Linked DNA regions of Homo sapiens: region 2 is linked to region 1. A link is an interaction called in ENCODE POLR2A ChIA-PET data of the cell type or tissue named here. Cell type or tissue: Panc1. All regions are shown on one strand. Links, peaks and the distances in the headings refer to the core of each region. The heading gives the core; the rest is flanking DNA. Region 1 overlaps SRGAP1 (SLIT-ROBO Rho GTPase activating protein 1). Region 2 overlaps PPM1H (protein phosphatase, Mg2+/Mn2+ dependent 1H).

Region 1 (5,383 bases), core at 236-5,235:
TAGCTACTTGGGAGGCTGAGGCAAGAGAATCGCTTGAACCCAGGAGGCGGAGGTTGCAGTGGGCCGAGATCACGCCAGTGCACTCCAGCCTGGGTAAGCGAAACTCCATCTCAAAAAAAAAAAAAGCAGTAAATTGCATTTCTGCATAATAGAAAGTAGAAAACACTCTTGAAAGAGATCTCATGAACATTAGTCATAAAAATAGCATCCTGATATAAATCTAAACAAAAATATCAAAAGCATAAAACTTTACACAAAGATATTTTAAAACAACTAAATAAATGGAGGAATACTCATATTCACAGGTAGGAAGAACTAATATATAGATGCCAATTCTTCCCTAACTGATTTATAATTTCACGCAATTCCAATCAAAATGCCAATGTGTTTTCAATGGAAGGCCAACTAATTCTAAAATTTACTTGGAAGAGAAAGGAGCAAGATCAGAAGATACTTCTGAAAAAGAAGACAGAAGGAAGATTTAGCTTACCAGACATAAAGACTTATTACAAAGCTATAGTAGTTAAGATAGTGTGATTGGTATTGGTGCAAGAATAAATTAACCAACGGAACACAATAGAGTGTCCAAAAATAGAGTTTTGCGTATGTGAAACTTTCATCAAAACAGAAGCAGCTAGCATATCATTTCTTCAAAAAGACTATTAGCACATGGAACCCAAGAAAGGTCATTTAAATGAAAAGAACTTTAACAAAATTCCTAGCTCACACAAAATAAAAAACTTCAGATGAATTAAAAACATACGCCGAAAGCAAAATTTTACAACATTTAGAAGATGACACAGACAGGTATCTTCCTGACTTTAGAGTGGGGAAGGATTATTTAAACACCAAATATAAATAATTGATACATGTGAACAGATTAAAAATGAACAACTTCTATTTATTAAGAGGATCTTTTTATTTATTTATTTATTTATTTATTTATTTATTTATTTATTTAGAGACGGAGTTTCGCTCTTGTTGCCCAGGCTGGAGTGCAATGGTGCGATCTTGGCTCATCCCCACCTCCTGGGTTGAGATGATTCTCCTGCCTCAGCCTCCCAAGGAGCTGGGATTACCAGCGCCTGCCACCATGCCCAGCTAATTTTTGTATTTTTAGTAGAGATGGCGTTTCGCCATGTTGGCCAGGCTGATCTCAAATTCCTGACCTCAGGTGATCCACCTGCCTCAGCTTCCCAAAGTGCTGGGATTACAGGCATGAGCCACCAAGCCCAGCCTAGAGGATCTTTTTAAAAGTGAAAACACAAGCTACAGACTGGGAGCAGATATTTGCAACAGATATAACTGGCAAGAGACTAACATCACGAACATACTAAAACAAAACAAAACTCACAAATCAATAAGATATACACACCTACTGTGTACCCACAAAAATTAAAAATAAAAAGGAAGAGAAAATAATTCTGGCTGGGCATGGTGGCTCACGCCTGTAATCCCAGCACTTTGGAAGGCCAAGGAGGGCAATCACTTGAGCCCAGGAGTTCAAGACCAGCCTGGGCAACATGGTGGAACTCCGTCTCTACTAAAAAATACAAAAATCAGCCGGGTGTGGTGGTGCACGCCTGTAGTCCCTACTTGGGAAGCTGAGGCATGAGAATTGCCTGAACTTGGGAGGTGGAGGTTGCAGTGAGCCATAGAGATGGTGCCACTGCACCCTAGCCTGGCTGATAGAGTGAGACTCTCCCTCAAAAAAAAAAAAAAAAAAAAAAAAAAAAAAAACACCATTTTTCATGTTGACTGCTGCTTGTTCACCAAAATCTCTTCTTTCATGCTGTGACCATCAAGTTATAATTAGAAACAGGGCCATCCAGAGAGACTATATTTCCCAGCTTCCCTTGCAGCAAGATGTGGCCATGTAACTAAGTTCCCACTGGTTAAGTAAGTGGAAATTATGTGTACTAGTAAGGGCTGGGTTTGAAAACCGTGGACATGTGCTCCTTAAGGCTGATTTTCCTTCCTACAAGCTGAAACACTGAAATACTTAAAATCTGGTTTCAAAGAGTAGACAAGTTCATTTATCTAGGTAATGGCAGAACCACAAGATGGAAGGAAACTTAATAATGGGGCAAAGATGTCCTGCTGGCCTGGATTGGACATCTCCAGTCTGTTACCCGAGAAAGAAAAAAATCTCTCTAGTTTAAAGTCACTGTTTGGGGGGTTCTCTTTATTATAACAGCTTAGCCTCTTCTTTAACTAGCACATTGCTCAATGCTAAGTGTTTTTCAGGCTGTGGAACTCTCCTCCCCTGCTAATAAGAGAAAGGTTTGACATTACCTGGTAAAGATGAACATGCACATTCCCAGTGACCCAGCAAGTACACCTAGAGAAACTCTTCTTGTACGTATACATCAGGAGACACCTACAGCATTTTATACACTATTACTATTCATGATAGCAAAAAAACTATAAATAATTCAAATGTCATATAGAATGAATCAATAGCTTGTAGTATTTTTTATGCACTGGAATATTATGCACCAGAGAAAGCACACAGTGTGGCAGTGAAATTATAGTTGCATACATTAAGGTAGATTAATCTTAACATAATAATATTGAGTATAAAATTGAAGTCATAAGAATACATATTATTAATTTTTTATTAGGGAAAATTTCAAGCATATGCAAAAATAAAGAGAATAATATAATTAACCTCGTGCACCCACGGATTATCAATTCATTTTGTATTTTATCTGTATCCCTACGTATTTCTTCCCTCCCCAAGATTACTTTCAAGAAAATCCCAGATGTCCTAATTTCATCCATTATTACTCAGCATGTATCTTTAAAAGATAAAGATTTGTTATACATGCCAAAACACTACTATTCCAATTTTTAAAATTTACACCAATTCATCAATATTATTAAAAATTCAGAAAGTGTTCAAATGGCCCTATATTCTTGATATATGAATGCATCCTAATCAAAACTATAAAGAAAGCTACAAAATGACAGTAAAGCTTTACAGAAAACAAAGGAATTATTAATACTAAGAGTGGCAGTGGGAATGAAGGGAGATTTGCTAGGAAAGGGACATTCCATGGGGGTTTCTAAGGCACTGGTAATGTTTCTTTCTTAACCTGGGTGGCTAGCACTGAAGTATTCAAAGCTACTATTCTTTAAACTGTAAATAATCATTTTCTGTACCTGTTTGTATGTATATTTCACAAAGCAAGCAAGCAAAGAAGCAAGCTTGCTCTCCCAAACACACATGCCAACTAAGCTCAAAGCAAGGAAAAACCAAAGTATATAAATGAGTTGTAAACAAATGAGAAATTTGGTTGTCCCATGGACAAATCTGATTATCAGAGGTTCAATCCAGAGGCTAAGCTTTGCTTGGATTTACCTTGCCCACTCCTGTACTCAAGGAGGGTGGAGTTGAAAGTCAGATTCTTACATTTAGCCTGAAAATTTACCAAAGGCCAGGTATACTGTGGCCCAAAGACACAGAAAGTACTAACTATACTAAATAGGAAAGTTAAGCAGAAATTCCTCCTCCCGTGCATTGCAGCTTGTTTTGCACATACACAACTCAGTGTATCCCTCATGGTGCCCATGCAAAGCAATGGTGACTGGCTCACTGTAGGTGCTCAATACTGTTAGCTCTGGTTATGATTATCTTTAATTATTATTTCACCTTCCATTTTACAGTCTTTCTTCAATTATTATAAAAACAATTAACCACATCATAAAATGTTCTTCAAAAACCAGTGGTAAAGACTGCATAACATTGCATGTATACAGTTAGTTAACAATTTACCAGTGGAATTTAGTTAACCATTCCCCACTGTTGGACATTTAGAATGTTTCCAGCTGAGTGACTTTCTAAAGAAATTATAAACCATTTGAATTCAACTTAAAATTTTGTGGTAATAGGCCGGGTGCGGTGGCTCACACCTGTAATCCCAGCACTTTGGGAGGCCGAGGTGGGTGGATCACCTGATGTCAGGAGTTCGAGACCAGCCTGGCCAACATGGTGAAACCCCGTGTCTCCTAAAAATACAAAAAATTAGCCGGGCATGGTGGCGGGTGCCTGTACTCCCAGCTACTCATGAGTCTGAGGCAGGAGAATTGCTTGAACCCAGGAAACGGAGGTTGCAGTGAGCCAAGATCTTGCCATTGCACTCCAGCCTGGGCAACAAGAGTGAAACTCCATCTCAAAAAAAAAAAAAATTTTGCGGTAATACTTGTTTGGACATCCTAGATAATTCTGAATGATCACCATGCTTATTTGCAGTATAAAGGAATTATTATTCCAAATTATTCCTCTTCTCATGTAATAAATGTTTAATGAGGCCCTGTACTAAAGCGTGTGGGAGATGCACAGACAATGATTTCTAATATCAAAGTGCTTTCTAGTGAAACAGAAGCAAATTAGCAGTCATAAGTGGAATTTTCATTCCTACATTGATTTTAAAAGAAAATACTTTTCTCAAGACTATGAGATTAAGGCAGTGACTTTATCTGATGTCATAAGAATCTTTTTCACCCACAGGTAAGTCAAATCCACTGACTGAACTACAGTTTTCATTTTCCATACAGCATCACTGAACAGAGGTAGAGACAATTTAAAACAAAAGTTATTCTTAAATACGTGGCAGCCCAGGGCCAGGAATGTGCTTTTAGGCTTTGTTACTTGCACTTGCATGAAAAATAATGACAAAATATAAAATCCACCTTATAATGAGCTGGGAATCTGTATGCATTGTCTATTCTATTTCCCTTTTAAATTCCACCATGAAACCCACTCCACTCTAAAAGCACATGGCACTCTCTTAGGATAATTCAAGATTAGTCCACTTTGGAATTCATTCTGGTAAAAAGACTAGTGATTACGTATTTGAATTTCAAAAAACCTATCTAAATCAGAATGCAACAAGATACAGCAGATAGAACAACATGCTGGGCGAGGTGGCTCATGCCTGTAATCCCAGCACTTTGGGAGGCCCAAGGCTCAAGCAGGTGGATCACTTGAGTTTGGGAGTTTGAAACCAGCCTGGGCAACATGGCCAAAACCCGTCTCTACAAAAAATACAAAAATCAGGCGTGATGGCAGGCGCCTATAGTCCCAGCTACACAGGAGGCTGAGGTGGCAGGATCACCTGAGCCTGGGGAGGTTGAGGCTGCAGTGAGCTGAGCCGAGATTGGGCCACTGTGCTCCAGCCTGAGCAACAGAGCGAGACCCTGTCTCAAAAATAAATAAATAAATACAGTAGATAGAAAGAAAACCAGCATTAAAGAGATAACAATGACTAACATTTGTTGACTATTATGTGCCAAGCCTGTGATAAATGTTTTCCTCACTGCAATCTCACAAAGACAACAAGGAGGCCAGATGCAGTGGCTCACACCTGTAATCCCAGCA
Region 2 (5,383 bases), core at 80-5,079, 1.1 Mb after region 1:
GAGGGTGCCGTGCTTAGTTTAGTGCTCTGCTTAGTTTAATGCTCTGCTGTCCCTGTCTTGAAATTCTTGATTTTGAACACAGGCTCCCTGTTTCTGTTTTTCACCGGGCCCCACAAATGATGTAGCCAGTGTTGTCCAGAAGATTGTTAAGAGGGTGAAATTAGAACTCTCAAAGCACTGAGTGTAGTACTCAGGATATAATAGGATTCAATAATCACTAGGTGACTATAATAATTTTTTGTAAGCAGAAACAACTAAGTATATTAATAGACATTACATTATGAAAACAGCAGTGTGGGATATATAATTAATCTCATTTACAGATAAACTGAGGCCCAAGAAATTAAATAACCTGCTAAAACCACATTGCTTATGAAAGCAGAGCTTGGATTCACACCCAAATTCTTCTCACCCAAAGCACCACTGTTGACCTGACCTATTAAGTGTTAGTTCCCTTCATTCCTTCCCAGGAGAACCTCTCTGTAAAACCTCGTATTTAAGCTTCCTTGATACCCATCAGCACCCCAAGCCTTACTCCCAGCAGAATTTTCAGAGCCCCTCAAAGTGATCCAGAATTCCCACCAGACCTAGAAACTGTTGAGGCTACAGCAAATGGGAAGCACAGTTCTCCTGCTCACCCTCAGTCACCCTGTCTCATCCCATCCTGTCCTGTCCCCAAGCCTGCCCAGAATTACTTGCTCAGAGTTCCATATCTGGGCAAATATGACCAGCCTGGTGACAACTTAGCTTCCTTCCTTTGGTTCCTGAAAAACTTAGCATTGGATGACTACCATCTAACTAATACCTCCAGACCTTCATGAGAATCAGTGAGAGATCCGCCGGCATTGGGTCCTAGCAAAGTAGCTGTAAGAGATGCCTATGACCCATACACTGAGGACCTGACCATCTGCCTGGTGGCAGAGATCCCTTGCTTTCCTACACTGCCAGGCTGTGATTTGCTCTGCCCACTCTTTTCCCTGCCAGAAAAGAAAGAAGATCCATTCCACCATGCTGCTCAGAAGCAGGTAGACAGCTTCATGTGGGGAAGTTCTAGTGCAGGCCTGCTTGCAGCATGTGGCCTCTGAGTAGAGAAGTTAGTACGTGAGCATTGCGTCTCTCGGATTGCTAGATTTGAATTTTGAATGTGACAATGAGACTGTTGTTTCAAAGCAATTCCCTAAGTGGCTGTTTGCTCAAGACTTTTGTAGTGTGAACAGAGATTTGGGGGAGGGGGAGAAGCCATCTGCTCCAGAATAGTCTTCGAATGACACGATCAAATGACTGCAGAGCAAACTGGAGGGAGTCCAACAGAAAGTTCCTGTCTGCTGCATCCAGCCCCAACCAGCACTCAAGCCATTGTGTTTACATGGAAGCTCACACACAGGTTTCAAAGGCAAGGCCGTGATAACCAAGGATGTAAGTGAGATGAGTGTGGAAAAGACCACGTCAGGGAGCTTTCTCACCCCGTATCTCACCAGTATACCATTTGGAAAACTAAAAAGCCATTCTTTAGAGAGAAGCTCAGTCTTTTTTCCTGATCCCTTCAGCTATGCATTTGGTTACAATTAATGTATCAGATCAAATGAAAAAGTTACATTCCTTTGTAAATTCATTTTTATGTGCTCGTCTTCTATTAGTGTTTAAACTCTGAAATCTATTTACTTAAAATATGAGGCAATTTTCTTGTTTTTAAAATATGGCCTGTCTCAATTTGCAAAACATCCTTGATTCTTATTTTGTTTCTCTAAATACGTGTATGTGTGTGTTTTTTCTTTTTCTTTTTGCTATTAGGCATTCATGCAGCCTCACTTGCTGGGAAATGAGTTCACACATTTGGAGTTTCCAAGGAGAGTACAGAGAAAGGAGCTTGGAAAGAAGATGCTCTACAGGGACTTTAATATGACAGGCTGGTAAGAACATGCCTTCCTCTGCCTCGGAACCACACAGTGTGTGTGAAGGAAGCATCACCACCATAAACAGCCAGTTACACAGTTTGGATCAGGAAGCACAGCCAGAGACCAGGGTTTGTGGTAAAAGACAAGGGGGTACACCTGCCTCTGCTATGTTTGCTTAGGACCAAATCACGAGCCTTGGTTTGCCTCTCTGCTTCTTCGAGGCCCTCCTTGGGGATATTGGACCCCAGGAAACTGACCTGATTTCTCACTTCACATGTAGCAAATATTTGAGGGCTTTAAAAACACATGAAGCTTTATGTGTTTAGGTCAGGGTTATTAAAGAGGTAGAATGGCCAAAGGTTTATTGAGCCAGACTGACTTGGGTTTGAATCCTGACTCTGATTCTTCTAAATGAGCAAAGTTGGTTAAATTGCTTAACCTCTAGAGCCCATTTTTCCATGGATAAAGTGATAAAAAGATATATCCTTTGAAGATTCATTATCAAGGCTAAAGTTAATGAGCTATTCTCATTAATATCACATTCAAATTGAAATAAGAACTCTTGTCAGGGGGGTTGTCGTATTCCGAAAACACAACTGTGTAAGCATCAAGAACATTTCTAGGATGGAGCAGTGGCTAATGTTGACTAAGACCTCAGCTATTTCTTTTATCTGACTGATAGATATGATAAGTACTTATACACTATAGGGTTAATGTAAGGATTAAATGAGAGCGCAGTGCCTGGCACTGTGTGGGTGAAGATTTGCTCTTGTGCCCTGGGGTCCTAACGAGCGAGCCTCCTGCCAGTCTGGAGACCATATGAGAATGAGACCATGGACCCTTTCTTCCCCATATCTCCAAAAGAGTCAAAGAAGTAGATTAAGTAGATTTTCTTATCTCTTCCCCATTGACCAAAATAGCAATAGCAGATGGTCACAGCCCAAATTCCCATGGTGATGACTTGGCCAGGGATCTACTGCCAGGGTACATACTGTCTTCAGGGAACAAGTTGAGCTACCCAGAGAAGATAAGAGGCCAAGGGGCTTCTGGTTGTCCTTTGCCAACCAAGAGAAGTTTCTCACCTGTATCCACTCTTCTTCCTCTACAACAAGGTTAGCAAACTATGACCTAAGAGTCAAATTCTGCCTACCCCATCTACTTCCAGAAATAATTTTTAAAAATATAGCTACACCCATTTGTTTGTTTGATCTGTGACTGCCTTCACACTGCAACAGGGCAATTAAGTAGTTGCATCACAGACTGGTTCTCAAGCCTAAGAATTTACCCCTGCTCTAAAATATGAATGGATTTATCAGAAAGGGTTCACCTTTGCAGCTCTGAGTTCTGGAGTTTTGATGCCCCAGGGTCATCATACCAACCCTGACTGGGTTTTCTTGTGAATCCATTTTTATTTAGTTAGCAAAATCAGCACTTGTACAGGAAAAGTTTAATGTGAGAGCTAGTGTAATTCAGCAAAGCATCATGGGGTTTAGTCTGGGAACTGTAGAGTTTGGAAAGATGGAACGTTAGGAACCCACATGGTTGTAAACACATAAAAAGAGTAGATCTAAAAGACAGCAAGGAACATGACCAAATAGAAGAGGAGAGACTATGGGAGACAGATGGGGCTGGTACTGAGGGAACATGATAGGGAAAACGGGATGCCAGACAAGTTTAGATTTACTGGGAGGCTATGGGGTGCTCTTATATATTCCTGAGAAAGAGAAATAAATGAAAGTGATGTTTTTGGAGGGCCATTCTAAGAGAAGTTGGAATGAGATTGACTAGGAGAGAAAGCAGATTCAGGTACTCAGAGAAAAACTATCATAACAACATTTATGTGAGGTCTCGAGGCCTAAATAGAGGGATAGAAGCAGAAAACATGGAACGAAAATGAATAAGAAACTAAATGATTTAGGCCAAGGGATAAAGGTAAGAGGTTAAGTCATTGACAGCACCAGTTGCCTATTTAAATATGTCTCTTTAACAAGTCTGTAGGCTCCTTGAGGGGGACACCAGTGCCTAGTCCTGTGCCTGACACATAGTAAACAGGCAGCAATTATGTATTGGCTGAAAGGAATAAAGGAGGTATAATTGACAGAAGTGGGGAGATCAATGTTGCAGACAGTTGATGTGCACATTTAAAGCAGATTGAGCTTGAGGCAAGGCTGTACCTATGTTCTTTCTATGCCAGAAAGGCAAATTAGATCTAAAGTAGTCAAAACAAATGATAAATATCTGCCTAGGATTTTGTAATAAGGAAAAGTATCTTTGTTGCAGATGCTTAGTATTGATTCAAAGGGGGAGAAGAACAGCTCATTGTTACTAACTTTGAAAAGCACTCCTAATGAGATAATAGGCATCGTCACTTTAATGGGCCAGATGCTTTCAAAGGCTGTAAAGGTTCCACTCAAACCTCTCTTTGTAAGTAGAATGTGTGATGAGGTTAGTTTTTTTATGTTTCTTTCTCCAAACCCTGGAAGCTCTGCTTTTGTGTTTTGTTTGTTTTTGTTTTTTGTTTTTGTTTTTAGTGGCTTGTACATTTTAATATTTAGAAAATGGCTAAAGATTGTCCTGGTTTTATAATTAAAAAAAAAATGTAGCTAAGTTCAGGGACTAGATTATATCCAACTTTATATGCACACAGTTACTTTCTTTCACTCTTGCGTGCACACTTGCTCTTGTTCTCTTTCTCATTTTCCTTCTCTTTCTCTCTCTCTCTCTCTCTCTCTCTGCATTAGCATGGTCCTAAGCAGATAAACAGTCCACAAATGGGCTATTTTTAATTGTATAGAACTTCACAGAAGGTAATGAATAATGAAGGAGCCACAACTGAGAATGGCTTTAGTCAGATGTGATTTGCTGATTTGTTTTCAGCCTAATTCCCCAAACGGCTGTTGGCTCACAACCTTGGCTACAAGCAGATTTATGTGCATCTTTGTGCATTTCCTACCTGTTCCAACTTTTGATTTGAAAATAGGACTTAAGTTGAAGAAAAGCCCTTTACATCTTTGTCAGAAGAACCTAAGAAATTGAAAACCAGTTTAGGCCAAGCACAGTGGCTCATACCTATAATCCCAGCATTTGGGGAGGCATAGGTGGTAGGATCAGTTGAGTCCAGGAATTCGAGGGTGCGGTGAGCCAGAATCATGCCACTGCATTCCAGCCTGGGCAACAGAGCAAGACCTCATCTCTAAATAAATAAATGAATCAGTAAATCAATCATCCATTCAATTTAGACTACTGCCTACGTAAAGCACTCCCCCCAACTTTAATGAATTCCTTTTTAAAATGTTTTTACCCTCTAGCAGAAAGCCTTAGATCTAGCAGTTATTTTTTAGGACTTAAAGATGGGAGGCTGGGCATGGTGGCTGATGCCCATAATCCTAGCACTTTGAGAGGCCGAGATGGGAGGATCACTTAAGCCCAGGAGTTCAAGACCAGCCTGGGCAACATAAGGAGACCCCATCTCTATAACAAATTTTTTT

Evidence for each region. ChIA-PET counts read pairs that join two places held together with the same protein. Peaks named below come from ENCODE experiments on the same cell type or tissue, not always from the same donor. Only the 100,000 strongest peaks of a DNase experiment are listed, where the experiment ranks them.
Region 2: POLR2A ChIA-PET joins it to region 1 with 12 read pairs; 1 of 35 experiments calls an interaction of 5 or more read pairs at or near these places.

The regions. Positions count from the first base shown.
Region 1 is chr12:63,851,831-63,857,213 of GRCh38, reverse strand. All of the region lies in intron 1 of SRGAP1 (SLIT-ROBO Rho GTPase activating protein 1), which reads right to left. Among named protein-coding and RNA genes, the nearest start is that of SRGAP1, 9.8 kb to the right of the region's middle. In Panc1, for the core only: no CTCF peak of the experiment used is centred there; no DNase peak of the experiment used is centred there; H3K27ac peaks cover 2,118 bases.
Region 2 is chr12:62,716,698-62,722,080 of GRCh38, reverse strand. PPM1H (protein phosphatase, Mg2+/Mn2+ dependent 1H) reads left to right here. Exons shown (of 10, transcript NM_020700.2): 6 at 1,792-1,910. Among named protein-coding and RNA genes, the nearest start is that of MIRLET7I, 120 kb to the right of the region's middle. RefSeq lists an enhancer at 4,001-4,513. In Panc1, for the core only: no CTCF peak of the experiment used is centred there; no DNase peak of the experiment used is centred there; H3K27ac peaks cover 5,000 bases.